Linked DNA regions of Homo sapiens: region 1 is linked to region 2. The links are chromatin loops, found by intact Hi-C in ENCODE. Cell type or tissue: Panc1. All regions are shown on one strand. Links, peaks and the distances in the headings refer to the core of each region. The heading gives the core; the rest is flanking DNA.

Evidence for each region. Hi-C counts contacts between places; a loop is a spot of excess contacts. Peaks named below come from ENCODE experiments on the same cell type or tissue, not always from the same donor. Only the 100,000 strongest peaks of a DNase experiment are listed, where the experiment ranks them.
Region 1: it touches region 2 in a loop (2.4-fold over the local background); 1 of 110 quality-filtered maps calls a loop at or near these places.

The regions. Positions count from the first base shown.
Region 1 is chr3:177,461,785-177,478,363 of GRCh38, reverse strand. The region is part of intron 1 of LINC00578 (long intergenic non-protein coding RNA 578); the gene reads right to left. Among named protein-coding and RNA genes, the nearest start is that of LINC00578, 28 kb to the right of the region's middle. In Panc1, for the core only: a CTCF peak has its summit at 7,753; no DNase peak of the experiment used is centred there; H3K27ac peaks cover 2,259 bases.
Region 2 is chr3:178,055,580-178,072,158 of GRCh38, reverse strand. LOC105374234 (a long non-coding RNA gene) reads right to left here. Exons shown (of 3, transcript XR_001741026.1): 3 at 6,311-6,337. Among named protein-coding and RNA genes, the nearest start is that of LINC02015, 250 kb to the right of the region's middle. In Panc1, for the core only: no CTCF peak of the experiment used is centred there; no DNase peak of the experiment used is centred there.

The DNA.
Region 1 (16,579 bases), core at 6,358-8,857, 590 kb after region 2:
GCCATGGTGAACTCAGCACTATTACAGTCTAAAGAGGGAAAAGAAACAGACAAGCAAGCTACACGTGTGAGAAGCAGAATTGCTCCTAGCTGAAACAATAGGAAAAAGTTCAAAATATAGATAGCTGCCTATTATTGAATAATTAATATAAGTATGGCTGTTTTACATTATCAAGCAGCCTGAGTATTTTCAATATTCCAATACAATGTGATATGGTCATTGATTTGTTGTTGTTTTAAACTCTTCATTTCTGCGAGGAAAAGAAGACTTCACATCTAGCAAACAAGGTCAAATAGATCAACTAAACTAGACCTTTCCGCCCCTCACAGATACCCCTTGTGCTGCTGCTTCAATTATTCCTGACATTGGTATTCAATAACTCAGGCTGGCAAGATGGTTTTAGAGCTCCACCCCAACCCTACACTGCTGGAAAATCTTATTTAAATTGAATTTTTCACTCTTCATCTCTTCGTTTCAGAACCAGGAAGATGTCTGCTGAAAAGCATCAGGCTGGCTGGCATGGTGGCTCAAGCTTGTAATCTCAGCACTTTAGGAGGCCGAGGTGGGCAGATCGCTGGAGGTCAGGAGTTCGAGACCAGCCTGGCCAACATAATGAAACCCCATCTCTACTAAAAATACATAAATTAGCCAGGCATGGTGGCCCATGCCTGTAATCCCAGCTACTCAGGAGGCTGAGGCAGGAGAATCGCTTGAACCCGGGAGGTGGAGGTTGCAGTGAGCCAAAATTGCGCCACTGCACTCCAGCCTGGGTGGCAGAGCGAGACTCTGTCACAAAAACAAAAACAAAAACAAACAAAAAAAAAGAAAAGCATCAGGCCTTACTGGAAATTAATGCAACGGAAACATAATTCTCTTGAGCCTTGGGCCTTCTCTCGAGATTAGTAGGTGTGACTCAGTGGTTCAAAACCAGGCTGTTTATATGAGTGGCCTAAGGGGCTTTTTAAAAATACTGATCGCTAAGCACAGCCTTCTCCAGGGACCATTTAATTAAAAATCTGACGAGGGTGGGGGCCAGGCATCAGTCTGTCTATAAGCCCACCTCCCCGCCCCACTACCCAGTGAGTCTAATGTCCAACCCAATCAGTTTCATGTTCTAGCATGCCTGTGAGGAGAGAGAATTTTGTGAATGTTTGCTTAGGAATGTTTGCACCTGTTTACCCTAAGAGCCAGTGTGCTCAAACTTAGATGTCCATTGGAGACACCTGGAAGATTTTAAGATCAATGATATTTGGGTCTTACCCTGGAGAGATTCTGAATTTCTGTGAGTGGACAATCACCCCCAGGTGATTCCAATGTGTAGCCAAGTTTAAGAAACACTGTTCTCGAGCTATGAAATCCATGAGGGCTGCGCTTATTCACTTACTTCAAAGCCTGAGGAAGTGCATTACGAGTATTTACAAGATAGGACTCAGTGTAGCCAGTAAACGGCCCACTAAAAAAAAAAACAAAAAACAAAAAAAAAAAAAACAGGATTCCCTCCTGTGTCAGAACTATCAGATGCTGATGACTAGACTGTGCAGAAATAAGCACATAAATGAGTGTCTATTTTGAGTAATAAGATGAGTAGTATCCATAGAAACAACTGACGAATAATCATCGTAGCTAATTAGATAAGTGATTTCCAAAACCTATTTGAATGATAACTAACGTAATAAACTTCAAACTTCATATTCAGCGACATATTTTTCCCTGCTCCTCTTAATGGTCTGTCAAGAGTTGGCAATCGCGTCAATAGAAGTCATGTTTTTAATCCTCAACGATGTTGATTTACCCTCTCAGAAAGAATTACTGAGTGAAGACTGAAGTAGCATTCAGCCATGAGCATAGGTTTTGGAGTCAAACAGAGCAGGATCTGAGCCCCTTGCTCTGCTGTTTGTTAAGCAGTCAGCCTCGGGAACATGGCTGAACCACCCTGCTCTGTGTTCTCCTCAGTACAAAGGAGGTGATACTATCTATTCCATGGCACTGCTATAAGGATTAAAGACAATTTCCCTCTTAAAATGCTTTGCACAGAGCTATTACTAGAAAAATCACAGTATTGTTAAAATCATTTCCTAAATTTGGGGGCTGTTGGGAGTTAACATGATAACAGAACTAAATTACTCTGGGCCAGGCACGGTGGCTCACGCCTGTAATCCCAGCACTTTGGGAGGCCGAGGCAGGTGGATTACCTGAGGTCAGGAGTTCGAGACCAGCCTGGTCAACATGGAGAAACCCCATCTCTACTAAAAATACAAAATTAGCCTGGTGTGGTGGCGCATGCCTGTAATCCCAGCTACTCGGGAGGCTGAGACAGGAGAATCACTTGAACTTGGGAGGCAGAGGCTACAGTAAGCTGAGATTGCACCACTGCACTCCAGCCTGGGTAATGGAGCAAGACTCCATCTCAAAAAAAAAAAAAAAAAACAACTAAATCACTCTGTAAAAGATGACCATGTATAGAGGTCACACAACTCTTTATTGCCATCTCGCCAGAAAACACAGTAATGCAATAATTGGGTTTAGCCACTCTATTTTTCAACACATCTTGGGTTGTGTTTTGTTGTCATTGTTGTTGTCGTCGTCGTCGTTTTTTTGGCCAATGAACAAGATATTTGGTGGTTATCCCTGGTGCTATTACCCTTCCTGGGCCACACTGATTCCCTTCAACTATGCCTCAGAGTAAGGATGTCTGGATTATTGTTAATATTTCTTCATTTCTCTCTCTTCTGTTTCTGCCTCAGTGCAGCTCCCAAATCCATATCTCCCAAATAAGTTTTGAAGCTTAATAGAAACAGAGGACACTGTCATCCATCTTGTTTGCACAGCTAACCAAATATGCCTGTGTGATGTGCTCAGACCCCTCTGTTCCTCTGCCTGCTCCCCGGAGTCAGCGTTCTAGAGCTTGGAAAAGTCCAAAGTTCACTGCTGTGGCTCCCTCGTTTTATATGAGGATGCATCATAGCAACGACCTCAGCAGAAATGTTCTAATTGACAACGTGCTGTTGCACGCTCGAGGTACCTCTCGGGAGTTCTGTGAGGCAGATATCATTATAGATGAGGAAACAGAAGCCCAGAAAACATGGGACCTTCCTGCAGTCACACAGCTGGCAGAGCTGGGATGAGAACCAAGGCCTGCTAATCCCTAGCTGAGTGTTCTGTTCATGAGGCAAGCTTGCTGCTTTCCAGTTTTTCTCAGACTCTCTGTCTTTAGCGCCACAATCCTGAAAGTGTCATCCATTTATGGCACGGGGTGAAGCAATGTTAACTTTTCCCTGTGACACTTTATATCGGATAAATGTTTTACGGCCAAATGCACGACTGACAGCATTCAGCCATCCAGCTAGGTCTCACACTGCTAAGCAAAATAAAGTGGTCCTAGGAGGTCCCCAAAGCTGCTCCACAACACTGACGCTGCAAATTATATTACACAGGCATTCTGTGAGATGCCCATGGAAGAGCCAGCCCCATTGCTCTGATCTCTCAAAGCCTGATGTGCTTGACCTTTGAGCTGGGGAGCCCCGTGCAGCAGTGCCTGTGCCTGGGAGCAGCACATGTGGGACACTGGGCTTAGAATGGAAAACAGGAGGAAAAGATGACGCTCTTAGGAGCAACCATTTGCCTTGGGATAGATACATCAAAAAGAAGCAATTACAGCCAGTTAGAGTCTACCAAGGGCAGAAAGATATGACCATTAGTGAAGAGAAACTGTTTAATTTCCTGTTACCTCTACCACCATAAGAGGGATGCTACAGAAAAATAGAAACATATGAACTCTCTACAGATATCATTGGCATACTAGTAAGAGCATCCAGCAATAATAAGCCCCCAAAATATCAGTTGTTCATGGAAACTATAAAATCATGAGAGAATCTCTGGATTGGCAAGAGTAGAGTATCATTAGATTATTGATGTTATTGTTATCCTTAAAGACTGTGTAAGTCAGTTCCTTCTCTAATGCAGGAATTGCCATAACAATATTCCCACCAAGAGATAACATAGTCAAAGAGACCCCATAATGTAGTTTCCCAAAGTGCAGTACATATCGCCTGGTATTGCAAGTATTTTAGAAAATACAGGGATCAAACCTTTTACATTTTTTCTAGCTTTTTTTACTGTACATATTAGAAAAAACACAACGAGTACATTAAACTCATGATTTCACATCAATTATTGTTTAGGATTAGGGTAATTTTTTTAACTGGAAAAAAATAAATTGACTTAAAAATATGTAATATTATTATATTAAATAATATATATAATAATATTGTAATATATTAATAATATTATAATATTAAATATTATGTAGCATTTAGATGGTGCATGGCTTTGGTGAAGGTAGTGAACACTAAAATGACTAAACTGGGGGAAACATTCGTGTTCTGGTTACAGACATTATGGGCTTTGGAAGTAGAGTGACTTGACTTTGAATCCTGGATCTGCTCTCCCATAATTTGGTGAGATTTAAGTCAGTTTCCCATCTATAAAATGAGGACAATGACACCAACCTCAAAGGATATTAGCAAAGATTCAATTAAATGAGATACCGTAGGTGAACGGCCCAGCATATGTGCTGAGTGACTATCATTATTATTATAACTGCCTAGATAGACTCCATGGATGAAATAAACCGAGTCCTATCAAGAAAAGAGAGTTTATGTAATTTAGAGAAGCACCACAATTAGACACTAAACTAGGGCAGTCAATCCTGCCTATCGTTGGCTTGTTATCCTGCCTCATCTCCAGGACTATCACAAACTTCCCTAGGGTTTACAGCCTGCTCACAGCTACCCTAGAGTTGGTCAGCTGGTGGACGCCATGGCTGTCACACAGAGATGATAAAGCCCTCCAGATGTAGGTGCTGATGCTCTGTAAAGTTGTCTTCCTGAACAGCACGTTTGTATTCCAAGCACACAGCTGACAGCTCTGCCCCATTGCTAAGCCAGAATGGGGGCAGCCTGCAACCTGACCACAATGGGAAACTTGAGATGTCTCAGTCATAGCTTCCTTGCCTTGCCTTGCCCTTCAAATACTGCAATCCTGTGGGGATTTCTTCAACGATCTTGTGCTGGCCGAGGACTGCGATGAATTGAAGCAGCCATTGCCTCCCCAAGAGAAAGCTTCTAAACGTCAAGCTCAGGATTGTCATCCAGCCACAAGGCTCAGCTGCAAGGCTGATGTCTCAGAGACGCAACAAAGGGCATTCAATGTCACCGGGCAGATTCAGGGGTCATACTTATTATCATTCTTTTTTCTCATGAACATCACATGTACTCAATAAAGAAAATGTAAAAGGTACAAAAAACGATTTAAAAAAATAAACTTTTCCAAATGCCAAAGCCCAACAAAAACTTACATTTTGATGTTTCCTTCCAGACTTTTCCTATTAAATGTTTTTTTACAGTTGCAATTGCACTATTTATACATTTAACATCATGTTAGGATTGCCTCATATCATTAGGTTTTCAAAATGTTTTTCGTAATGATGAGATCATTGTGTCTTATAATATATTAATACTATAATGTGCTTGACCAATCCCCTATTAATAAATGTTTAAATTTTCATGTTTATATTATGATAAATAATTCCGAAATAAATATCTTCGTGTATATATCTTTTTAACATGTCAAATTATTTCTAAGTGTGGAATTACTGGATTAAATCGTATCAATGTTTTGAGTTTCTTGATATATACCATTAAATTGCTTCCCAGTAAGATTATATTACTTTACAGTCCTACAACAATCTTATGAAATTGCCATCTCACCAAATTCTTGCCATAGATTTATCCTTTTAAAATTCTTTGCTAATTTAACAGAGAGAAAATGATGTCTGCATCATTTTTCTCTGCATTTCTCTATTGCTTTCCATTTTTTTACATGCCTTTTGCCATTTGTTTTTCCCTCTTCTGTGAACATTCTGATCATGCCCTTTGCCCCTTTATCTTTTGAGGGCTTTCTTTTTTTTTTTTTTTTGGGGGGGGCTAAGATCTATAATTAAAATCATTCTCACTTCACTTTCTCTCAAATCTATTGTAACTAATTTTTCTCCCACTGAAAGAACAATACATGGTATTGTCTTTTGTGTCGGGGTTAAAAATGGTTCCTTTGTCATTTTATTCCTTTGTGTAATTGGAATATAAAAACTTTTCTTTATGCAATGCAACCTGACACTTAAACTTGTTTAGGAAAATATATAATGGGTTATGCTTATTTTAAATTGCCTTGTGTTTATTACTGTTCGGGAATGTTTTACTTCATGAATTTTAATTTCATAGACTAGACAAATTTTGGTTTAAAGTACAAGATTACGGTTTTTATGGAGATATTAAAATAAGAACAGAAACATGGTCAGTTGATTTACTTTCAAAGATTATATCTCTGCATTAGCTTCCTCCATAAACAATGCCTGAGATGACCCAGAACAAAATACGTTAAACTTACCTTAGGTTTAATGAAACAGAAACTAACCACCACAATGTTTATGAAAGAAACATCTACATACAGGTGACCCAGATAAAACTCTCCTTCTCCAGGGAGGCTTCTTGAATCCCCCAGGCAGAATTCCTCTCTTTCCCCCCAGAATACCCACAACTTACTGTCTGTGCCCCAGTGATGTTAACCATTAAAATCTACCTCATGACCAGGTGCAGTGGCTCATCCCTGTAATCGCAGCACTTTGGGAGGCCGAGATGGGTGGATCGCCTAAGGTCAGGAGTTCGAGACCAGCCTGGCCAACATGGTGAAACTCCATCTCTGCTAAAAATGCAAAAATCAGCCAGGCATGGTGCCGCCCACCTGTAATCCCAGCTACTCTGGAGGCTGAGGCACGAGAATCGCCTGAACCCAGGAGGCGAAGGTCGTAGCGAACCATGATCGCGCCACTGCACTCCAGCCTGGGTGACAGAGCGAGACAATGTCTTAAAAAAAAAAAAAAAAACTACCTTAAACTGGCAATGTGCATAGCTGTCTCCCTCCATCAAGGTGATTCACTTCCTGAGGGCAGGAACAATGTTTTCCTCATCTGTGTATCCATATGTGACACCAATAGGGAGCTTTAGATGTAGTAGATGCTCAGTAAACAGAGGTTGAGGTGAACTTTGAGAATTTGAGAAGGGGCCTATGTGAAACAGTGAAACCACCATAGGCTGTGGAGCCAGGAGTCAGCTTGGAATCTGCCTCTGACACTTGGCAGCCATGAGACTCCAAGCCAGTTAATTTAGCCTCCTGAGCAGCTTTGTCTTCTAATATGGGAATAACAATGCCTATCAAGCAGGCCCTGAGGGTTGGCTACCCTAATACCCATTTCCAATCCATTTCATCCTTGCCTCCCTCAACTATAAAGAGTAGGAAGCTAAATCCCCAATTTCCCAGCTTCTCTTCCGCTGGGAAATTTATGGGCCATAGCTCTTGCCAATGAGACAAAAACAGAAACAGTTGAGGGGTTCTGGGAAGGCTTTGTTCACACACTCTAGGTAAAGTGAAATGTCAGCACAATGCCTAGAGGTACAGCACCCACTTTGCAACCATGAGGTCAAAACACGAAGACAATCATCAAACAGTGAAGGAAGATGGAGTGAAAGCTACAGTCTGGGGCCTGTAGGGGCATCACCGAGAATGAATTCGACAGCTGCCTCCCTCTGGCTTCTTCATATCTGGGAGAAATTACCCATATTTGTTTAAGCCACTGTGAGTGGGATATTTCTATAATTTATCCCAAATACATTGCTAAGTGGCACCTCTACGTTATAGGATTACTGTAAACACTATACGTAAGTAATTTATGTCAAGTGTTTAGCACAGAACCTAATGCATCATAAGCATTTGAAAGGAGGTAGCTTCTAACAGCACAAGACAGAGGGCGGCATTGTTGGTGGACAGCAAGGGGTTCTGGAGCATGGGGCGGGTGAGAATTTCAAACAAGACACTGGAGCTAGCAGCAGGGAATGGAAAAAGAAGGACTTTATAAGCCACATTAAGGACAGGAATATGTCCTGAGGGCAACAGAAGGGAGTGAGTTGAGGAGAGAGAATGAGACTGGATGTGCTTGATGATCTCATTCTCTGAGCTTCTGGAAATGAAATCCCCTTTAGCATCCATCCACACCCTACCCCCACCCCACAGGGCTAGAGACTTTGCAAGAACGCATGAGGTCTCATGTAAACTGTTCCCAACCCAGTCTTCTTTAAAAAATTGTTTTTCATTTCAGGCTTCTCTTAAGAGTCTACTCTGACCTTAATGTATCAGTATGCCACTGTCTAGCGCTCTAGGGCTGGGTGCACACCCCCAAAAACCACCCCCTCTGTGGCTGGGTCCTCAATATTGCTCCCAAGTGCTAAAGACCTGTCTCTACTTCTTCCGGGTATCTGCCTTCGGTGTCCTCATTAATCAACAGCCCAGAGCTTTCATAGACAGTGGCCTCTTGGGACCTTAGCTAACAAAATATGGGGCCAACTTGTCTTCTCCCCCTTCCAGATCTACTTTCTGAGTTTACATATCCCTAGAATAACGTTCCCATACGTGAAACGAAGGATGCTAATTCTCTGGGATATTAGCAAGTACCTCATAACACAAAATCAAATCATGGTCAAATGAGTTGGTAAAATATGAGGTCAAACAGAGTTAAACAGATTTTTTTCCTACATGACTTGTCAGAGCTTCTATAATATTGTTGCATATATGTGAATATATAGAGAGATATATATAGTGCAGCGTTTCCCATACTTGTTTGTCTGCAAGTCTCTCAGTCCAAGAATATCTCAGGGGCTAGTGCTCCATGGGACATATTTGGGGAAATCCTGTCTTAGAAAAGCAGACTTCTGAATTCCCGCCTATAGTGGGACACCCCTCCCCCACCCCTAAATATTCTCTCCACTCTACAGATTTTCCCACATTCCTAGTCACAGACGGGCCCTTATTTTTCTTCTCACACACACCCCCACCACCACCAGCCTCAAACCTAGATTCCAGCCCTACTGGTTTTTTGCCACTTCGTGAATAAGTCATGGTCCTCCCACCCCCAGGCCTTTGCACAAGTGATGCTCCCTACTTGGAAAGTCCTTCCACCTCTACTCCACCAGGGAAGCTCTTGTTCCCATTTCAAGACCTGACTTGAATAGCATACCCACTGTGAAATTCTCCCCAGTTATTCAGGGCCAAGTTAATTACTCCCACCTCTATAGTTCAAGAGAACTTCGCAATTACTCCTGCTGCAGCATTTATTACATTGGTTATACCACAGGCTCATCTTCCTTTCTGAGCAAGCTATTAATCCCCCAAGTAGTGTTTTTCCATTAGTCTGCTCCATGTAATCAGCAGATCATGAGTAAGCATAAGTTTTATGAATGAATGAACAAACAACTACATGGAAGTCCACAGGGACTTGCTTCTCTACATCTTTATCAAGGGTGTTATGGATTAAGGTCAGACTCATTACCACTGCAGATAACAAGGTCCTACTACAAGCCCAAGAAACAGGATCAGATGCCAAACTCCTGCAGCCCTCAATTACTTTGTTGTTTAAAGTGGAAAAAATAAATAAATTTATATTAATGGCTAACAAAGTAGAAGAAAGCAATTCTAGTTTTCATATTAAACTGTAACATCAATAGTCGATCAGTATTTCACTGATAAGGATTACCTTGTCTCTGGTCACTCTCTATAGTCTGTCTTCCAAAAAGGAATGGGTCTCCTGCAAATATCCATGGAAACCAGCCACTGCTAAGTATGCAAGGCATTCAATTCCAGTTAGTTGCAAGACTTGGCCCCCAGCCTCACCCACACCAATTACACCAGGGAAGGGACAAATGCTTCCCCAGCCATGAACACTGTGGTGGTGAATCATGCCATAAGCTCACTGTATCACACCAACCACAACCTCAAGGTTGGACCCCAGCCCCCTAATGCTGCCAAGAAAGGCACTAATGCTTCTGCAATCACAAACACTTGGCTGACAGGATAGGCATGGAGGCAAGATCCTGCCAGATCATTTTGCTATCAAATCCCAGCCCTTAGAGATGGATACAGTGGTTCATGCCTGTAATGCCAGTGTTTTGGGAGGCTGAGGCAGGAAGATTGCTTGAGGCCAGGAGTTCAAGAAGACCAGCCTGGGCAACACAGTAAGACCCAATCTCTACAAAAAAAGAAAAAATTAAATATTAGCTAGGCATGGTGGTATGCACCTATAGTCCCAGCTACTTGGGAAGATGAGGTGGGAGAATTTCTTAAACCCAGGAGGTCAAGGCTGCAGTGAGTTATGATTGTACCGCTGCACTCTAGCCTGGGCAACAGAGTGAGGCCCTCCCTGTCTCAAAAAAGTAAGAAGAAATAAAATAAAATCCCAGCCCCTGATCTTGCTAGAAGATGGGCTGCTGCTCCCAGAATCTAGTTCTCCCCGCAGAGATGGATTCCCAACCCTGCTAGATGGAAGCGTGCTGCCCTGGAATACTATGGGTAATAAGGGGCCAGACACCTGCTACGGCACCTGGCAATGATCTCTCTGGCCATTTGCCCTGACATAGCCAACAAAATGTGCCAACAATTTATTGTGTATTTGGTGAGGAGTAAAATTGGGTTTGTTTGGTTGGTTGTTCCCCTCTCTTCTTTGGTGAGAGAAGTGCCAGGTACACTAAGGAACTGGTAGCCAACAAAAGTGTGAAAGCTGGTGTAGGGGCAATACCACCCAAACAGCTACTGCCACCTTAAGAGCTGGGAACCGCATTCACCATCTCCACTTCACACTCAATTTATTCATGCTAGCATTCACTGTCATTCACAACCACCAGCACAGCACATCACAACAGAGCAGAGCTGGACTAGACTCTCCCCAAGAAACTCAGGAGCTCTCTGAGTGTATAACAGGGAAGGAGTTGCAGAAGGCCAATTGGACTTCTAGACTTTGTACTCCTACTGACAAATAGAGGAGCTGATCTTTTACGCTCTCAATCACTCTGGCAGTTAATTTGCACCTCAGACTATGAAGTTGGACTCTGAATGTCACATATTGAATCCCCAGGCAATATGATATTGTGGAGGGAATGAAGGTAGCAAAATAATAATAATAACAGTTATTTATTCAGCACCTACTATGTTCCAGGTCCTGTACTTAGCATTACTAAATGTTTTTTATTTTATCCCAAAATAGCACTTGGATATTTCTCTTCCATTCTGTGAATGGAGAAATTGAAGCTCAAAGAAGTTAAGTTACTAGCTCAAAGTAAAAACAGCAGTGAGTGACCGGGTGCAGTGGCTCACGTCTGTAATCCCACCACTTTGGGAGGCCAAGGTGGGCAGATCACGAGGTCAGGAGATCAAGACCATCCTGGCCAACTTGGTGAAACCCCGTATCTACTAAAAATACAAAAAAAATTAGCTGGGCATGGTGGCGCACACCTGTAGTCCCAGCTACTTGTGAGGCTGAGGCAGGAGAATTACTTGAACCCTGGTTGTGGAGGTTGCAGTGAGCTGAGATGGCGCCACTGCACTCCAGCCTGGGCGACACAGACAGACTCTGTCGCAAAAATAAATAAATAAATAAATAAATAAATAAATAAATAAATAAATAAATAAAACACAGCAGTGAGTTAAAACGCACACCTCTCTGAATCCAAAATTCTTGAGTCTCCCTAAAATTGTGACTGCTAGTATTAAAATAGTCACACTCAACTTACTAGAATATGAGTTTGGGGGAGTTTTGCCACAAAATTCAAATAACTAAATACCAGGGGCAAAGCCTGAACTTTATCACTTTCCAATTGACTTTTCACATGAGAGATTGTTGTACATCATTTCCATGCATTGGATTTACATGAATCTGTGAACCAAACTGCCTCCTTAAGCGTCTTTTTCAGGATGATAATTTAATCGATGTAATCTTTATCTTTTTCCTTGTTGAAATCCAAATGATAGTGCACATCTAAATATGAACAGCAGACGTTAAGGAAGGGAACCAGGAAGAGCAACAGCAAAGTCAACCAGAGATCTAAAAATGGGAAAAACTGGTCTTCACAAACATGTAAAATATGTAATTAGAAATGCACTAAAACTTCTACTCTGAGATAGAGAAAATATCTCCGCCGATGTTAATTTGGTTGATGACTCATATTGAAATAACATCTGTTTACAACTCAGTGTTCTTGTCCATGCTGTATTCTTTGCATCTTTCTTTAATTCAAGTCATTCTTAACACATCCTTCAACACATAAGGTATCACTTCCCAGGTTTCTAGGGTGGACTACTTCCATGTTTCTGTCACCACCATGACTGATGAGGTTTCTCGCCCTTCCTCTAACTGTGAGTTCCTTGAGGGCAGGGTCTTTGCTGTATCTTTCTTTCCCAGCATGCAACTAATACATAATGAAAAGCTGGATTACCCACATTGAATTTTTTTCATCTTTATAAATTAGTACTCAGACAAATGAAATTTAAAATTGGAACTCAAGATCATGAATGGTTCATATTAATGTTTTAATCTACAGAAGGCTGTGCAGTTGCAGGTAGCGATACCCAGCTACAAAACACCAGAAGGGCCTAACTCAAAACTGTGGAAATTACAGCCACTTACATGGAACCAACTACATCTTAAATTCCTGCCCAACAGAAAGTTGATTCTGTTACCTTTCTGTATGTCATGAAACAAAAATTTTTAAGTCCCAGAAATTTCTCAAATTATGTCAGTGGCTTAGTGTCATTCAGCACATGTGGAGCACACTCCCTCCTTAGTTATAAATGGTCCTAAATAATTCCAACCTCACCATTTTCTAAATGGTCTTCCTCTTTCCAGATTCTCCTGAAATGTGTTTTTAAGATCTGGGGCTTTCTCCTAGAGCTGTGTGACCTTAAGTAACCATTTAGCATCACTGACTCTCAGCTCTCTCTGTTTGAACATCTATAAACTCTGCTTTCATGTGAGAACACACAGAACTCAAGCGCATGCCAAGACAGAGGTTGGCAGGACTTGTGCTGGGCTGATCCAGGCAGTAGCAATCCGGGTTTGGAGATTCCAAATATGAGTCCTGTAGACCAGAGAATATTTCATTCTTGAATAACAAGTTAAGTCCTTACGGGGTGGTTGAAAATCTTATACATCAAATGTGAGCCAATCGTACAAGATCCAATTTCCTATGAAGAAAAATTGGTAGAGTGGTAAATATAAGGAAGATCAGATCCTATTCTAAATCTTACTTGAGTTGTGGAGAGCACTAACAACTGTGGGTAAACGTAGAAAGCAGAAGGGAGACCACGCACAAGGAAATTACTCCCAGAACCTTGGGGAGCAAGGAAATGTGCCAGGATCCTTTCCGAAGTCTTGTTTTGCTGAGTCAATATTAGCTACATCTGAGAATGTCCTAGAAGAGTTTTTTTCCCATTAGTTCCATTTATTTCCCCAACGTTACAGAAGAATGTCAAAACACAGGCAATTATTCCAAGGTCTGAAAGTCTCAAGTAACAGATCTTACTGCCACATCCATTCTCCTGAAACATGAATTTCATAATGCCATTCCCTTTTCCAGGACTTACGGTGTCTCCCTCCTACTCTCACATCAATCAATCAATCAGTTCATACTACTCAGCATCCTGTTCAGTGCATAGCCCTCTGCTACACACAGGAAAAACCAAGTCATTCATGTTTTTTACTCATTTAAAAAATGTTTATTGAGCACCTACTAAGTGACAGAAGCCATGCTGGGCACTGGAGGGAGAATAGATGGACAAGGCATGGCCCCTGCCCTAGAGAAACTCAAACTTTCCTGGGGTTGGCAAATGGGTAAACAACAATTACAACACACTGTGATAAGCTGACACTAAAAATATGTTCACAGAATCCTGCAAAGCCCTAGAGAAGGCATAGCAGAGAAGAAAACACATCAGCTGGGCTCTGAGGGATGAGCAGGCATTCACCAGAGGACAAAGCAGGAAAAGGGTACCTGAGAGGGAGGGAATAGTGATGTGCTGTGTTGACCTAAGTCAAACACGGGAAATAATGAGAGAATCGGGCTATTATTACACATCATTCGGTGATTAATTATGTGATAGGTGTTACATATAAGTTTTAGGATAGTAGAAATCAAGAAGTCAGAACCTGGGATAATAAGAGAAAACCTCAGTCTTTTTCCAAGTTATTTCACTGCTCTCCCCAGGTAGAATGGTGAGGGGCAAAACACACAGATCTGAGAGCGAGATCTGAGTCAGAATCATAGCGCCACTCAAAAGTAGGTCAAGTAGGTTGTAACGAAATTAATAATGCAGGAATTTGCACAGCCTCCCCCAACTCACTCATTGAAACAGCTTCTTCCTAGTCTTCTTTCCCCTTAAATCCAAGGAAAGTCTATCTCTTTGAGACCAGTGACTTCGGGCTTTGGAATGCAGAGTCATGATGGGGCCGGGAGATGAAAATAGAGGCCCACGAGCTAGGGCTGGGGCTGATGAGATGCTTGGAGCTCAAGCCAGTACAGGGCAAGAAAAGTGGGGGAGATCACAAAAAGTTGAGGATTCCTCTTTGAGGCATTCTGGAAACCCAAAGAAAAATTCAATTATTCTCAAACTCTTTTTTGGCTATAGATGAATGTGGTTTTGTTGTAGTTTACTTTGTTCTGTTTTGATTTTTAACCAAAACACTATCTGTGACTGTTATGATTGTACCACTGCACTCTAGCCTGGGCAACAGAGTGAGGCCCTCCCTGTCTCAAAAAAGTAAGAAGAAATAAAATAAAATCCCAGCCCCTGATCTTGCTAGAAGATGGGCTGCTGCTCCCAGAATCTAGTTCTCCCCACAGAGATGGATTCCCAACCCTGCTAGATGGAAGCGTGCTGCCCTGGAATACCATGGGTAATAAGGGGCCAGACACCTGCTACGGCACCTGGCAATGATCTCTCTGGCCATTTGCCCTGACATAGCCAACAAAATGTGCCAACAATTTATTGTGTATTTGGTGAGGAGGAAAATTGGGTTTGTTTTCACTGCAGCCTTGACCTCCTGGGTTTAAGAAATTCTCCCACCTCATCCTCCCAAGTAGCTGGGACTGTAGGTGCATACCACCATGCCTAGCTAATAGTGACTTTATAAGCACGCATCCCATTAGCAGAGTAATGACGGACGTTAATTCATCCTCTCCACTTTGCTTATCTGAAAAATGGGAACCTACGTATCAGAGAGGTTTCATGGAGATGAAAAGAAATAATTAATGTAGACTCCTAGTAATCAAGGAGGATACTTTCTTTTCCACTGCTACTCATGCCCTTTCATTCATTTATGTATTCAATGCATAATTTTAATCACCTGCTACTGGTACACCCTCTGCTAAATTCCTTTTTTGCCTATAGAAATCTTGCCCATCTTAAGCATTCATGTTTTTTTTCTGTCCAGCACCCTTTTCCCTCTTCTTAAGGAAATACCCCCGTCCTGGGATTGCCACAAGCTGGCCTATCATGGTTTTCCTCCTTGGCCCAATACCTGTTCCATGTGGTGGGTCCATCACCCCAGACAGGCCAACCAGAGTGATGTCTTAGGCTTTTTCAAACTGGAGCTGAGAGAATGACTTTTTTCCCTCTGGACTTAAGGCTTTAAAGATGTAAGCATAAGCAGCTAAGAGCCTTAATTCCAGCCACCAGCTTAGAAAATTCCGAGAGAATGAAGAAAACAGAAGACAAAAAAAAAAAGGAAGAAAGCTCCTGCTTCAGTCATGCCCTGCTCCAACCCCGGCCTCTCTAGGGCCTGATTATATGAGTCAATAAATGTAACCCTATTTGCTAAGTTAATTTGAGGTGGTTTTCTCTAGGTGCTAATCAAAGAGTTCCAGCTAACACAGTATCTTCCCAGACCTCATTGAATTCCCCATCTCCTTATTCTATAGGTCAGCCAGACATCCTTGGAGCATGATTGCCGACGCTATACAGCTTGCCTCTGACAATGTACGCTTACCATTGCTGCATAACTCTTCTTCCCAAACATCATGCTTCTTCATGCCACAGGCCTCATTACTAATCATGTAGTAGAAACTCAATAAGTGTGTTGAGATAAAACAAACACCAACTTAAATTATAAAAGCTAGAAAGAGTCTTAGAGAATCGGTTTAAAATTCTCTGCAAACTCAGAAACATGTAGCGATTTTGTTTTCTTTCTCTAACAACATTCCCTGGGAGGAAAGCAGAAAGATAGCCACATAAATGTGTACTGCAATTCTTCTGAGTTATCACAAAACAGCACAATATCAAAACAGTTCACGGATAAAAGTGTATGTGTATAAATGCACCCAGCCATATCTTATTATAAGGGAGTATCACACTCAGGATTCCTGACTCTGAATGTGATTAATTATCTCCAGAGACAAAAAAGCGTAACACATAATTTAAATTTTATGTGAATTTAGCAATAGACATTAAATCTTTAAGAAGCACGCATACCTTGTAACCCAGCAATTCTGTTTCTGGCAATTTGCCCTAAGACAAGAATTTGGAAATGTTTAGAGATTTAGCCATATTAGTTTTTATTCAAACATTGTGAAAAATTGCAAGAGACTGAAAAATACCAAGTAATCCATTCATAGGGAATTAGAGAAATTAATGACCTATTCATACAATG
Region 2 (16,579 bases), core at 5,908-8,407:
CAATCCCAGTAGAGATTTATTTATGGTAAGGAACTCTTCTTTTTGTTCTAGGAGATTTTAGGAGTTATCAGCCACACACACCATATAGTGAGTTAGATTAATCACATGCTTTTCCTTTTAGCACCTAGTTTAAAGCCGCTAATTGGTAGGAGATTGAGAGAAGAGGACACTTTGCCATATGAGGCATTGAGGAAAGAGCAGGTTTGGGTGGGCTGCCTGGGACAGAGCCGGGGGAGTGTACAGTGCAGCAAAGGGAGGTGGAAGGTACTGGTTTTTCGGAGAAACAAGGGAGAGCTCTCCTCTGTGTCCTTCTCCTGTCTGGAAATTTCTTCCAACATCATTAACCCATTGACATTCTTATCTTCAAGGTTTGGTTCAAATGTTATTGGCTCCAAGATTTCACTAGCTCCTACCTCTCAATAATAATTACTAATTCCTTTTTTAACCTGCGGTGCATTACAGATGTGTCTCTGTAAATTGTATATTGTTCTTCCTTATATTGCAACTGGTTGTTTAACTGTTCATCTCCCACACCAGAATGGAAGCTACGTGTGAATAGGAAAGGTTTCTTTTTCTTTTTTCAACTGCCCAGAGTCTGTTTTAGACTAGATAATGGAGGTACAAACTGAAAGGCAGCAATGATGCTAAGGGCAGGCATAGCCTGTTTCATAATATTAGGGGTGGGAGTTAGTGCTACAGGGGAACATTACGGAGGTTTGGAGGAAGAGAAGGGAAAGACAAAAAAGAGGAACGTTACTGAATTCATTAAACATACCAGTCACTGTAACATCGATCCTAAGAGGACACCTATGATAGCCTGAAAAATGCCCTCACCAATATGTATGTATTTGAATCCCTGGAATCTGTAAACGTTACCTTGCTTGGAAAAAGAGTCTTTGTGAATGTGCCTAAGTTAAGGATCTTGAGATGATGAGATAATTCTTGATTATCATCTGAGTGGGTCCTAAATGTTATTACAAATGTCCATATAAAAGGAAGACAGAGAGATTTCACAGGCAGAAAGGAGAAGGCAATGTAAAGACAGAAGCAGAGGTTAGAGGGAGGTGACCACAATCCAAGGATCGCCTGCAGCCGCAATAAGCTGGAAGAGTCAAGAAACGATCCTACCCCAAAGTCTCTGGAGGCTGTGTAGTCCTGTTAACATCTTGATTACAGCCTAGTGATACTGACTTCGGACTTCTGGCCTCCAGAACTGAGAGCATAAATTTCTGGGTTTTTTTAAGGTTGCAAGTTTGTAGTAATTTGTTACAGCAGCCACAGGAAACTACCACAACATCTAACATAGCCCCATTTATTAAGGAAGAAAAAAATGGAAGTTAAGAAAGAGTCAGCAAATTAGCCAAGTTCACATAGATAATTACTGGCAGAGGTGGGAATCAAATCCAAGTCTGAAAAACTTCAAAGTTGCTTAAAGCTGCTTAGTTTTTCTCATCCAGCATAAACAGGGGTTGGGGGAGGGGGGAACAAATCCCTCTTTAAGCCAAATTCTGTTTTGTTGTACCAATGTTGGCACTGTTCTGTGGGCTGAGACACTATAACTGGATTGTCTCCTGCAGCAAAATAAGAATAGAAATTTCAATTAGTTGACTGAGTAACTTAAGTAGACCTGTAGGCCTCTCTCATGATTACACCCCAAAGTAGGAAACTGCATAAATAACCTTTAAAAAAAAACATTTTAATTGTAGATATCCAACCAATGACCTTGCCAATTCTGCTTCCCCCATTTTGTAGTTCTTTATAAATGTCAAGTGAGAAATGACTAATTTTCTTTCAGCTTCTTAAAGCATGACTTGTCCATCTATTAAGCATTCACCAATAGTACATAGTACTGAGACCATAGTATATGCCAGGACATGTTTTATATGCTTTTATTTTTTATTTTTGTGGGTACATAGTAGGTGTATATATTTATGGGGTATATGAGATGTTTTAATTCAGACATGCAATGTGAAATAAGCATATCGTTGAGAATGGGGTATCCATCCCTCAAGCATTTATCCTTTGAATTACAAATAATCCAATTACACTCTTTGAGTTATTTTAAAATGTAAAATTAAGGTATCATTGATTATAGTCACCGTGTTGTGCTATCAAATAGTAGGACTTATTCCTTCTTTGTATTTTTTGTACCTATTAACCATCCCCACTTCCCCCAAAGCCTCCCAACACCCTTCCCAGCCCCTGGTAAACATCCTTCTACTCCCTATGTCATTAAGTTTAGTTGTTGTGATTTTTAGATCCCACAAATAAATGAGAACATGCAATGTTTGTCTTTCTATTCCTGGCTTATTTTATGTAACATAATGATCTCTAGCTCCATCCATGTTGTTGCAAATGACAGGATCTCATTCTTTTTTATGGCTGAATAGTACTCCATTGTGTGTATGTACCATATACATATTTTACTTAAACCCAAACATTCCTGCACTTCTTGGATTTACACTTTAGTAGGGAATTTTAAAAAGCAAAAGAAAACAATAAAAAACAAGAAATATTTAAGATATTTAGCATTATATTTTGAAAAAAAATGCTAAGGAGAAAAATAAAGCCAAGGGAGATGAGAAATTGTAGACGTAAAGATAGAGGGTGGTTGTGTAAAGCATCCAAGGAAGGTCTCTGTGAGAGAAGGGCTTGAAGGAGGTGAGAGAATGAGCCACAGGACATTTGGGGAAAACACAGTCCAGGCAGATGAATGAGAGAACTTGACGATGCAGAGAAGAGAAAAGTGGAGCAGAAGACATGAGATCAGAAAGGTAATTGGAGGTCAGTCTATGTAAAGGACCTTGGAAGGCCAATGGGGGGACTTTGGATTTTATCCTGAGTGAGATGGAAAGCCACTAAAGGGTTTTAAGCTGACATAATCTGGTTTACCTTTAAAAAGATGACTCAGGGGATCTGGTAAAGAATAGTAGGATATTCGGAAGTTCATAATTGTACATGGTTAGAGAAAAAAAGGCAAATTATTCTCTTTCCTCTTTATCTTGAAGTTGTCTCACCACTGAGTCTCAGAGACACTGATGATTCCATGTACTACACTCTACCTTACTTTTGCCCTTTTTGATATTCATAATGAAGCTCAAAACACAAATTACTTACTTTACTTTTGCCCTTTTTGATTTTTATAATGAAACACAAAATGAAATACATTTTTGATTTTTATAATAAAACACAAATGACCTACACAGTTAAATGTCTTGCTGCAATATTGCATATCTTTATCTGAGGAGAAGCAAAACAGAAAGAAAATTAATTTTTTTAGCCTTTTCTGAATGCCCTAAATTTTATATAACCTGAGCCAACAAGAACAGCTTTGATTTTGCTTTCTTTAATGTTCTGAGAATCCTTTAAAAAGTATAAATACAGTGTTCACTCTATCTTTCTACTTCACCAAGGACCCTTACACCAAATAAATTTGTAGCTTACAATTTCCCTTAGGTATAAATATGTGTAAATCCAGAGTTTCATTGAGTATTAGTATTATTATTTGGGGAGGTTTTTTTTTGGTAGAGATAGGGTCTCACCATCTTGCTCAGGCTGGTCTCAGACTCCTGGCCTCAAGTGATCCTCCCACCTCAGCCTCTCAAAGCAGTGGGACTGCAGAGAACCACCAACTGTTAGTATCATTTTAATACATGATATGAACTCTCCACAAATGGAAAGTGAAATGGGGAACAAAGAAGAACAGAAGAAAGGCCAAGAGTGTTGAGGAGCAGGGAATGGGAGAGGAAGGGCAGGTGCATACCAAGATTCCAAAGTGCTGTATTTTATGTCACTTATCTATGTGGTTTATGTTCCATAATGCTTTCATCTCTACCTGCTAGCAGCTTCATCAGTGGTAGACATTGTACCCAGCAATTGTTAACCAATCTCCTGGATGTCTATCATCTACAATTTCTCCAGCTTTAGTGATGAAAACATCTCAGAAGATTTGGAAATCTAGTTTGGAGATATATTTGAAAATCAGGATGACAATTTTAAACTATCTTGGGACTTTTGGATTATACCGAGTAGCTCTCATATTGGAACTTCAAACCATTCAGACTAGATTTTATCCCTTCTTCTTCTTCTCAATAAGGCAAACTACTACAAGTACCATTTTTAGGACAGTGCTTTTTACTTAAGAGAAGAACATGACAAGTTGCTTCATGCATAGATAAACACAATAAAAAAGGATTGTTCAAACTCAGTTTAACAGCGTTCCTGTAACCCAAGTCAGTTTGATATTGCATGTGAGAAGGAATTTCTGGCTCTTTTATCTTTCATCTGTGTCAGATTTTGCAACTTCAGAAATGCTTTTGTAAATGAAGATTCCAAAATGCCCTTACAGTAAAAGATGATTTTTCTTTGTTTTTTTTTTTCATTTTTACTGAGTAGAAATTTTTTAATAATCTATTGTTGGCTCATATTTTAATATCCCATTTTCTGCCTGCATATGAAAGAAAATATTTACATGTTGGAAATTTTGCATCGCCACTTTTTTTCAATTTTTCTCTGACAGCACAGCTAGCGTTGTTTCCTTCCATAGTGCCTTCATTTATCATGAATACTTGCTGTGTTTACTCTAAGAAACCAGGAAACAAACTGAAAGAACAAATCAAAAAGGAAATAGGAGTTGATTTTAGTAAACAATCCTAAGCTGTATTAGTACCTAATAACAATAGCACTGGGATTCCCCAGTGGATTTGTGTGTACGTGTGTGTGTGTGTGTGTGTGTGTGTGTGCGTGTGTTTAGACCCTATGAAATAGAGTTGGTTTGCAAGTAACAGAAAGATTGTCAAGGTATCAAAACTGTGCGCTTCAGCTTGTGAAACAGACTCCAAATTTGGAAATATAATTTTATGCTTTTTGACTCTTAAATTGTATTTTCATGGACATGAGGGTTTTGATATGAATAAAACATCAAACACATGAAACTTAAAAAAAGGGATGTGAGGAGAGAGTCTTTTATTATTACGTTAGTTGAAATGCCTTGTGATAACAGTGAGAAAAACAGCAAAATGTTCAGTATTTTGCTAAATATCTGGCGCACTGTAAATAATGCAGCATTCATGAAGGTTAACAGCACAGTCTTTAGGGGAATATCGCTTGGGTCCGAATCCCAGCTTTCCAACTCACTAGCTTTGTGACTTTGAGCAAATCATTTAACCTGGCTAAATTTTAGTTTCATTATCTGTGAGATGGAAACAATAATACTTACTTCAAGGAGTTATTAAGACAATTAAATGAGTAATGAGTCATTGAGGCAAGGAAATGGGTAAAGATATATAAGAAGCTTAGGATAGTGCTTTGGCACACAATTAGCACTCTCTAAACAAAAACTACTGCTTTTCTTAGATATAAGAAAATATAGATAAAGTTGTGTCTTCTTTGATGTTAAGAGTTATGGTCTTACAAAATTAATCAATGGAGAAAAGATGGTCTTTTCAGCAAATGGTACTGGAACAAGTAGACATCAACAGCAACAAAACAAACAACAATAACAAAAACAAATAAAAGAAAACACCTTGACCTAAGCCTCACACTTTATTACAAAAAATAACTCAAAATGAATTATGGAATTAAATGTAAAATGTTAAACTGTAAAACTTTTAGGAAAAAATTTGCAGGATCTAAGCATAGACAAAAGAATTCATAGACTTGAACCATAAAAGAAAAAAATTGGGCCAGGTGTAGTGGCTCATGCTTGTAATTCCAGCACTTTGGGAGGCTGAGACGGGTGGATCGCTTGAGGCCAGGAGTTCGAGACCAGGCTGGCCAATATGGCAAAACCCCGTCTCTACTAAAAATACAAAATTAGCCAGACATGGTGGCACACACCTGTAATCCCAGCTACTTGGGAGGCTGAAACATGAGAATCACTTGAATGCGGGAGGTGGAGGCTTCCGTGAGCCGAGATTATGCCACTGCACTCCCGCCTGTGAGACAGAGTAAGACTCTGTCTCAAAACGACAACAATAATAACAAAATAGAAAGAAAGAAAAAAAAATGATCACTTTAATCTCAATAAAGTTTCAAACCATTTGAATTCTGAAAAGCTCTTGAGAGGAAGAAAGCAGCCAGGTGCAGAGGCTTATGCCTGTAATTCCAGGATTTGGGCATCAGGAGGTCGAACCATGGAGTTTGAGATCAGCTTGGGCAACAGGGTGAGACCCGGTCTCTACAAAATATTTTTTTAAAAATTAGCTGGATGTGGTGTTAAATGCCTGTAGTTCCGGCTACTTGGGAGGCTGAGGTGGGAGGATTGCTTGAATTCACAAGGTTGAGAAGTTGAGACTGCAGTTAACCTCGATCCATAATTGCACCACTGCACTCCAGCCTAGGCGACAGAGCAACAGAGCAAGAAAAAAAAAAAATGAAAAGACAAGTTACCCACTGGGAGAAAATATTTTGAAATTACATACCTGAAAGAGGATTAGTAACTAGAATACATAAAGAACTCTCAAAACTCAACAGTTAAAAAACAACAACAATAAATATTCCAATTAGAAAATGGCCAGAAGACACATACAAACATTTAGCCAAAGGGACTAGAGAGATGGTATTCACATAAGCTGAAATTAGGTTCAATCTCATTAATCATCAGGGAAATGCAAAGTAACAGCCCACTATATACCTATCAGAATAGCTAAATTAAAAAAGAGTGACAGCAGCAAATGCTGGTGTATAGAAATGCAGAGAAACAGGATCACTCATATATGGCTGTGGGGGTGGGGGAGGATGTAAAATGGTACAGCCACTCTGGAAAACAGTTTGAAAGTTTTCTACTAAATGTGAAAATTCCGTATAACTCAACGGTTGCAATCCCAGACATTTAACCCAAACAAATGAAAACTTATTTTCACATAAAAACCTGTACATGAAAGTTTCTAACAGTTTTTTTCATAGTAACCAAGAACTGTAAACAACTCAGATTTCTTTCAATGAGTGAATGGTTAAACTGCAGTACATCCATACTAAAGAATACTACTCAGCAATAAAAATGAATAAACATTGGTATACACATCAACTTTGATGAATCTCCAGGGAATTATATTGAGTAAAAAATAAAAATAAAAACCAATACTGAAAGGTCACATACTGTATGATTCCATTTATAAGACACTTTTGAAATCACAAAACTTTAGAAATGAAGAACAAGTTAGTTGTTGCCAAGGGTCAGGAACAGGTAAGGAGGAATAAGGTCAGTATGACTATAAGGGTGCGAGAGGGACCGCCTGGTGGTGAGGAAACTGTTTTGTGTCTTGACTGTATCAACATCAAGATCCTGGTTGAGATATTGTAGTACAGTTTTGCAAAACGTTACCATTGGGAGTTATTGTGTAAAGTGTGGTACCTCTCTGCATTGTTTCCTACAACTGCATGTCAGTATAGTTATTTCATAACAAAAATGTTAATTTTAAGAAGATTTAGGGGGCTGAAAGATTTCTTTTAAAAAATCGTGGCTGGGCGCAGTGGCTCACACCTGTAATCCCAGCACTTTGGGAGGCCAAGGTGGGCGGATCACCTGAGGTCAGGAGTTCGAGACCAGCCTCAACATGGAGAAACCCCATCTCTACAAAATTAGCCAGGCATGGTGGTGCATGCCTGTAATCCCAGCTACTCGGGAGGCTGAGGCAGGAGAATTGCTTGAACCTGGGAGGCAGAGGTTGCGGGGAGGCAGAGGTTGCGGTGAGCCAAGATCATGCCATTGCACTCCAGCCTCAGCAACAAGAGTGAAATTCCGTCTCAAAAAAACAAAACAAAACAAAACAAAAAACTTCAACTCTACCTATCAGAACTGCAACTAGACCCATTCCAACAGAAAATATAGTCAATTTTTCAAGACTTTTCCCTTCAACCATTGGGCATTCTCTCCTCATCAAGAAAGTCTTCCTTATTCTAATCTAAGTTGCTTATGCTTTATCAGCTTATTTTTTCTGAATCCAGTCAGAGAGAAATTGTCACCATCTTCAGAATATCCTTCCTCCTATAGGAAATTATGTTTTAAAACAGAAATGACTTAATTATTACTTTTTAACTGATATTTTATGAGGTGAATCTCTGATTCATCTGCTCAACTGATAGCACTTCATAGCCTTTAGTTTCCTTGGTCCTAGAAGAAGAAAACAGATGAATCAAAAGCCTAGGTAACTACTTTTAGCTTTTCCTCTTTTAATGAAAGGTGTTGAGTCACCTTTTCTTTGCCAATATTTCTGCATTCTTACTAGGACTTTGGTGGTGGGCAATATTTTGGTACTAATTGTATTGATGGGACATTTTTTATTTTGGAGAACATTCACTGTTAAGCAAGTATATGCCTTAACTTTTTGATTTCCTTCCAAAACACTTTTTTTCCTAAGGTTTTATGAGTCAATTGCCATTTCAAAAGGGAAATGACCAGGCCTAGAGCCATCCTTAAAAGTAAGACTGCATTCTTATTAAGTGGGATATGGTTGCACTGTCAGTTCCTGGGGTGTGTGAAACTCAGGGGCCAGCTGGCTGAGGAGCTCATCTTGACTGTCTGTATTTAACGAGTTACATCATGCTTCCTTCTTGGGAGGAAGCTGGCACAGCTATTCTCAAGAAGGCAAACATTAATCTCCTATCACCCATTTGGGTCCTAATAAAATTCACTTAACTGATCCTTGAAGCCATGTGCCATTCTCTAAAACACAATCAACTTTTCCCATTAGAGGGAAACTGATTTGGGTGCTTTTATTACGGAAAAAAAGCACAAGCCATTTATGTGCAAAAGCTTTTTTCTGTTTGTCTGTTATTTGCCTTCTACTTTTCTTTTTTAAAAACAACACAACCGTAATAAAAAATATTCTGCCCTGTTTTCTTACATTTATTGATGATGGTTGGTTATAATACAGTGCAGGAATGGCCTGAGGTGCAGCATCATAATGGGCAGACAGCATCACAATAACAAGCTGTGATCGGGGCCAAGATGGCCAACTAGAAGCAGTGGTGGTCAGAGGCTCCCACTGAAAAGAACTAAAACAGCTTGCGAATCCTGCACCAGCAACTAAGGTATCCAGGTTCTGTCATCAGGACTGACTAGGCAGCTGGTGAGACCCACTAAGAGAAAGGAAGAGCAGTGTGGTGTGGCGGCCCACCTGAGAGCCACAAGGGGCAGGGGATCCCCCATCCCCCAGCTAAGGGAGGTGTTAAGCAAGCATGCTACCCATCCTAGGTAACCGTGCTTTTTCCATGGAACTGTGCAACCCATGAATTGGAAGTCATCATCCTCAGCAAACTAATGCAGGAACAGAAAACCAAACATCCTATGTTCTCACTCATAAGTGGGAATTGAACATTGAGAATACATGGACACAGGGAGGGGAACAACACAAACGGAGGCCTGTCAGGGGGTGGGGGTACGAGGGGAGTAGAGCATCAGGACAAACAACTAATGCATGCGGGGCTTAAAACCTAGATGATGGGTAGAGAGGAGCAGCAAACCGGTATGACACACATATACCTATGTAACAAACCTGCATGTTCTGCACATGTATCCCAGGACTTAAAGTAAAATAATAAAAAATAACATAAAATAAAAATTAAAAATTAAAGTTGTGACCTAGCATGAAATAATTGTTGTGATTTCAAGTGGCTGTTTTTTAAGGCAGGAGATAGTTTATTGTTTTCCTTAGGCTATGAGCTAAAAATGGAACTGGGGGCTGATTTATAAAGATATAGAAGTCTAGCCTAGGAAATGCATCTTTTAATATCTATAACCAAAGAATAGCATTTTCTCTATGTCATCAGCATGACCTTAATTTAGCATGGCCATTCAGTGGTTGCCTCTAATTCCCACAATCTGGATGCAAGAAATAACAAAGTGTGTTTGGTTTTCAGCATCAGCAGGATGCTGATTAGGATCTATCTTGAAAACTAAGTGAAACAATAAATGAGTGTGGAAGTGCTTTGTAAACTGTCAAGTGTTATCCATATAAAAATTGCTTTTGTGATAAGCCAAACAAAATAAATACTAAATATATAAGGGAGCAAAATTCTACGTTTTCTCTAATGGAAAATAAGTCTTTGAAAACACAGACTTCTGCCATTATGTTCATTTGTGTAATTTTCCTCTCCTGAAAACCATGTCTTCTAATCCCTCTCCAACTTAATGTTGTTCAATGTACAAATGATGTTCGTTGAATGACTGCTTGAATTAATTCTGGCAAATATGAAGGATGATGCACTGAACAACCATCATCAGCACAATTTGTGCTCTGTGGTACTTCTCCACCCTATTGTGATGAATTGGAACAGAATCATCAGAGTACTCTCACCTGGGAACCATGTGACAAATAATTCAACAGCATAGACACCTGGCCAGGGCTCAAGTTATTTTGTACAAATTGACCAACTGAGTTGGCCTTTGTTCTTTCCTCTCATTTCTTGGGCACTTTAAAATTGCAAACAAAAACACTAAAGTAGATGAAATAGAAGCAGAATATTCTAAATAAGATTGAGTTCAATTCCAGAATCTCTTTTTGGCCTGTCATTACGTTTTGGTAATAAAGCTGTGAGTAAGATATAGACATTGTCCCCTAGAAATCTGTGGAGAAGTGCAGAGAAGAGAATAATATCCATAAAGCATGGTGGGGACAGCATGGGAAAAAATGCTTAATATTTACTTTGGTGGGAGTGTAGTTCTGGAAGAGTTTACTTAGGGAAGATGGCATTTATCATGAGCCTGAAGAGATAGGTCAAATGTGAGAGGCAAAGATGATAGTCATTTACCACTGAAGAATGTTCATCCCCTATTCTCTTCTTTTCCATACGGGAGCAGAAGGGATTCAACAAGATGAGTCTTAGAATTCTCTGAATTCTAGAACAGGCATGTTATATTGATACAAGATATTAAAGCATTACCCAGAGAGATCCTACAAACAAATTTTAGGTTTCTTTTGCCCAATTATATTTTGAAGCAAAGCAAATATACTGTGGTAAAAGCATGGGATTTAGCATCAGACAAGATTAGGGTTCAAATCCTGGCTCTGCTACTTGAGCAGGTTATTTAACCTTTATAAACCTCAGTTTCTGTTTCATTAATATATGAATTACAGTGGTATTTAACTCATCAGAATTTTGTTAGGATTAAATGGTATAATGCATGGAAGGGGCTTAACCTAATGCTTTGCTCCCAGAAAGCACTTAATAAACATAAGCTATCACCATTACAAGGAATTTCACCCTCAATTACTGTATTTCTCATCACTGCATCCTCCATTGTTCAAGAAAACACAAATTATCTATGCTAAGGTAAATTTTTCATTTTAAAATATGAATTGCAAGGTGGTTTAAATGTATCTGACACCTCTATGAATGGAAACTTGCTGTAAGCTAAGTTGTATATATCGTGCCTCCCTCACTGTCACAGAGAAAGCCCAGTGTGGCTGCTTCTCCCTGTTTCCAGCAAAAATATTGTAGATAGGGTTGATTTATTGGGCCTCACATAGCATGGGCCATCTGGGATTACTGAGGAAATCATCAGCCTTGGGAGGGTCACTGTTTAGACTTGGGCAATCAGTGTAAGCTTGGACTCTGCACAAGAAATGTGGCTCATTATGCAGCTAGGCTATTAACTATCAACTTTCATTTAGAAATATAAATTCTGCTCTCTTGGCTGCCCCGCTGATCTGGTTATAATGTCCTGTGTGTAATGGAAAAGTACAAAGGCAAAAGATGGAAATTTAGACTTACTATAAGAGCAGTTGATGAAAATCCTGATTTCTGCATACAAATGAATTCCTTTTGCCAAACACATGTGTTCCAATTTACCCCATTGCCCCACTTTTAAATATCATGTTTAATTATGTAATGCTCCTGCTATTACTCACGCGATTTTGTTTTCTTATCCAGAAATTTATTCTTACTTGGGGTTTCTCTTATCTTTTTACTTGGTACTCTAATTTATTTTCCTTTTTCTTTTATTTATAGCTTTCCCATTTTAAATGTGTTGTTGCGGGGAGGGCAGCGGAGAGAACACAAAGAACATTTTAAAGGATATTACACTAAGATTTCAGTTGAGCATTAACAAGAAATCATTAAGCTGACCCATCATACGGCGCACACACATACAAATCATTGCCGAAACAAAACAAAACAAAAACTATGTGTCATGCATTGTACCAGGCATCAAGGAAGAAAAGAGAAACACAGTATGCTGCTCATCTTGATAGGATGGTCCTCAGTGACGGCACTTGTGCTTTCCAACCCCTTCCTATGAAAGCATTCTGAGGTTTTGCCTGCCACTTTGATTTTAATGGAAGTTACCCACTACTTTTTTCAGTGGTCAAGGCTTGCTGAGGGCTAATGCCACTAATGTTAACCATTTACTGTTGACCCTCTCCTAGAAAACTAGCAATTAAATGATGCGAATAATATCAGATTTAAGTAAGAGCAAGCAATATTTCCTTATTGTATAAAACTAAACTACCCCATGAGTTTAATAGCATTTATAGCCTCTGATAGAGCTGTGTGGACTTGCAGTGCAGCTTATTTTGTAATTGCTTTTTTTCAGTTTCTATTTCTTTATAAACCATGAGCCCTTCTATAGCCTCAGCTACTTACGCTGGTCTCTTTTTAGTTTGGCTTCTCTTTTTTCTCTTCCAGAACCGTTTTAGCACCCTCATCTGTAGGTTCCATTCCTTAGATTAACCATTCTTAATTCTAGCATGGCTCTGTCTTAAAGTACTCCCTGTGACAACACACTGATACCTAACTATATATGGATATGCCAGAGCCATATCACCTCTTGTTTGAAAAGCAAAGTATTCCTATTGCCCAGAGGCCCCATAGACACCCTATCTCTAAACAATCCCCTCTTTCCAAATTCAAAGAACTCTGACTCTGATTTTGGAAGACTGCCAAGAACTGTAGGAGAAACTCTATGTACTTTTCCAAAGCTACTTTCTATATACAGTTAGCAAAGTGTCCTAAATTTCTCTATGAGTCTCAATCTCATTGCTCTGTCTCCTTTTTAATATTACCCAATCTTATCATACTTCTATTTTTAAATTCACCTAGTAGACCCCTCTAAGGATGTTCTAAGCAAACCCAATCTAATTAAAAACCCAACTTTAAAATGTCTTATTCGAGCTTCCTTAGATCTACACCTTACCCATATGTTTGGGTTTTTGTTTTGTTTTGTTTTGTTAAGAGGTTACTTTATCTTCTGCATAGACCCAACAGATGTTTATATTTGTAGTTGGTGTGCCTATGGAGACGTCTCATCTCTACAGTTTGAATGAAGCCGTGTCAGCAATAATGTACTGGGGTCTATTCGGTCACGCTGATAGCCAGGGAGCAAGGTCATATGAGAGGCCATGAAAGAACTCTCTGTTAAGCTCCCCACTATTAGTCTTACTGTAAACATCACTGGTGACAAAAAGTGTTGTTTGGAAGGTATAAAGCCTAGCATCTTAAAAATCTGAAAGGCTGATGTAATTGTTCTGTTTGATAAGCTGCGGACAAGAAAAGACACGTACCTTAGAAAATAAAAAGATAAAACACTGTCTCTTTGTTTAGCCAAAGTAAGGACAATTTCTTTAAAGCTGATCCAAAACTTGTAACAAAGATGCACCTAAAGATATGTCAGCCTCATTACTTACCCTGGACCTTGTGTGATTTTTACCAATCACAGTATAAAGGATTAGGTAAACCAGCTGCAGTCCCTTGGATGTACTGCTAGTAATCTTACCTCTTATAACAGTCTCTTTATAGAAAAGACACTCAAAACATCATGGGAACTGGGATGATGCATAAGAGTATTTTTACTCACTTTCCATAAACAACTAATGATGGAAAATCCCTTCTCTGGCCTTATAGTCTCCTTCCTAGGTCTGTTCCTAAATAGTCCATCTGCTCCCTATGACCCACAGCTTTCTTGACTCGGCCCTGTATTACTTCCTGTGGTATTATTACATTTTCCTTTTTGCTGCCATATTACCTTTAAAATAGATTCCAGAAATGCCCTCAGAATCTTACGAATCAAATTGGCTTGAAGTGGAGAAGGGACCTTGGAGGAATCTTTAGTTCCTTCCGAAAGATAGCTAGGTAGGTAGACAGATAGAGAGAGAGAGAGAGAGAGAGAGAGAGAGAGAGAGAGATGATAGCTAGATAATAGATATAGACAGACACTCAAAATTATTCTTATTTTCATAATTTCTACTGATTAAGTCTAGTTCTGTTATCTAAGAAACCCCAATGGTGGCTGTAATGTTGAAAGGCAAATAAAAGTTAAAAGAAGTCATTCTTTAAAAAACAAAAAAATAATGCCCCCCATGTAATCAATAGTTCAATGTTTGTTATAAAAATTGACAATAACAACAATAAATAAAGTCAAAATCTCAATATTGACCCTCAACATGGTTCAATGTCAAATGTGCTCATTTACCAAGCTCTCTTATCTGATGGGCTCTCTCATTGGACATAAAAACCTTTTATGTAGCATTAAATATACAGAGGATTATGTAATTCTTCCATTTCATATGTGCCACCAACCCTCTTATTATTATGCTATTTTCTTCTCCAAGGAACAGCTACTCCTAATTACATTTAGTGTTTCTGAAGGACACTTTGTGTAATATGATGGTTATTCAGCATCTGTTTCTCAAGCAAGATGGGAAAGATGATCTGCTATCTCTAAAATTGTCTATTGTACTCCTATTAATGTGTTTTCTGCTTTGTGCATCAATTTCTGAAAGACTTTCAATGCGTTTTACCTGATACCTTAATTGTAGCACAAAATGTTATGGGAAAATGCTATGGCTATGAATTAACCATTTACTGCCCAGCATTTACAAAATAGTATATACAGCTAGGTAAGACATACTTTGAAATTGTCTTCAAAGCAATGCGATGGATCTGGATTTTTAACACTCCCCTCCCCTACATACTTACAAAAGAAGTTATAAATATAATAAACATTAGTTGTTTTGGCAGTGGTCATTGATTAAAGAGGGATTAAGTGATAAAAATTTCTCCCCTTCATTAATGAGTACTGCAATACATTTTCTGCAGCCTCAGCCAGTCTCACATGTTCTTTCCCAGAGTAGGGTTACAACATCAGAGAAAATATTAAAAACATTACAGTGAGATGAGTAAGTATTCTAAGAAACTGGCTTTGTGTACATTGCCTGAGCTCTCTACCCATCAAAGTGACCAGCAACTCTCATTACGATTAAAGGAATAAGAAAGAGCAAGATCCTTTCTAAATTAAATAGTTTAATGCCATATTTCATAAACTACAGTCTACAAATCACTTGCATTAAAAAAAACTTAAGTGTTTATAGAAAATTCAGATTCTTGGACATCATCATAAATCTAGTGAATACTAATTTCTGTTGGGTAGTCTCCTGGAACCTGCATTTTTAGTAGGCTTCTAAGGTAAGTTATAAACATAACTAAAGTTTATTCATTTATTTATTTTTATTTTTTTGAGACAGAGTCTCTTTCTGTCACCCAGGCTGGAGTGCAGTGGCGCGATCTTGGCTCACTGCAACCTCCGCCACCCGAGTTTAAGCGATTCTCCTGTCTCAGCCTCCCAAGTAGCTGGGACTACAGGTGCCCACCACCATGCCCGGCTAATTTTTGTATTTTTAGTAGAGACGAGGTTTCACTATATTGGTCAGGCTTGTCTCGAATTCCTGACCTCAGGTGATCCACCGGCTTTGACCTCCCAACGGACTGGGATTACAGGCGTGAGCCACCACGCCCACCCTCATAACTAAAATTTAGAATCACTCTATGTGTGTGGCCAGTGTACAACTTTTACAGGACAAGATTTACTGATGAAGGCTGGGCTTAGTATTTAGTTAATAGCACTAATAGGTATGAATAGGTAATAATATTTGCAAATAGTGTTAATTAAAAGATTATCGGATGCAGCTAGAGGAAGAAAAGTGATTATGCAAAGTGCTTCTCAAACTTTACAATGCATACAGATCAGCTGGGAACCTTATTAAAATGAAGATCCTGATTCAGTAGTTCCTGGGTGTGACTTGAGAGTCTGCATTTCTAATAAGTTCCCAGGGAATGCTGGAGCTGCTGGTCTACGAATCAAAGTCTGAGTAGCAAGGATTAAGAAGGTTTAAAAGGCATACTCTCAAGAACTCCTAGAATCACAATAGTCTCTCCTTATCCAAGGTTTCACTTTCTGAGGTTTTAGTTACCCACAGTCAACCTAGGTCTGAAAATAGGTGAGTGCAGTACAATAAGATATTTTAAGAGAGAAAGAGAGAGAGGCCACATTCACGTAATTTTTATTATAGTATGTTGTTATAATTTTTCTATTTTATTATTATTGTTGTTAATCTCTTACTTAGCCTAATTTATAAATTAAACTTTATAATAGGTATGTATGTATAGGAAAAAACATAGTTTATGTAGGGTTTGGCACTATCCACAGTTTCAGGAGTATCCTGGGGGTCTTAGAATGTATCCCCCATGGATAAGGGGGGACTACCATAGTGTCCATTTTACTGAGCAGACTCCAAAATTTCTAGCAAAGATCTAAGAAGTTATTGTTCAATTCCAGACCCAGGAAATATGAATACCTGTGGAA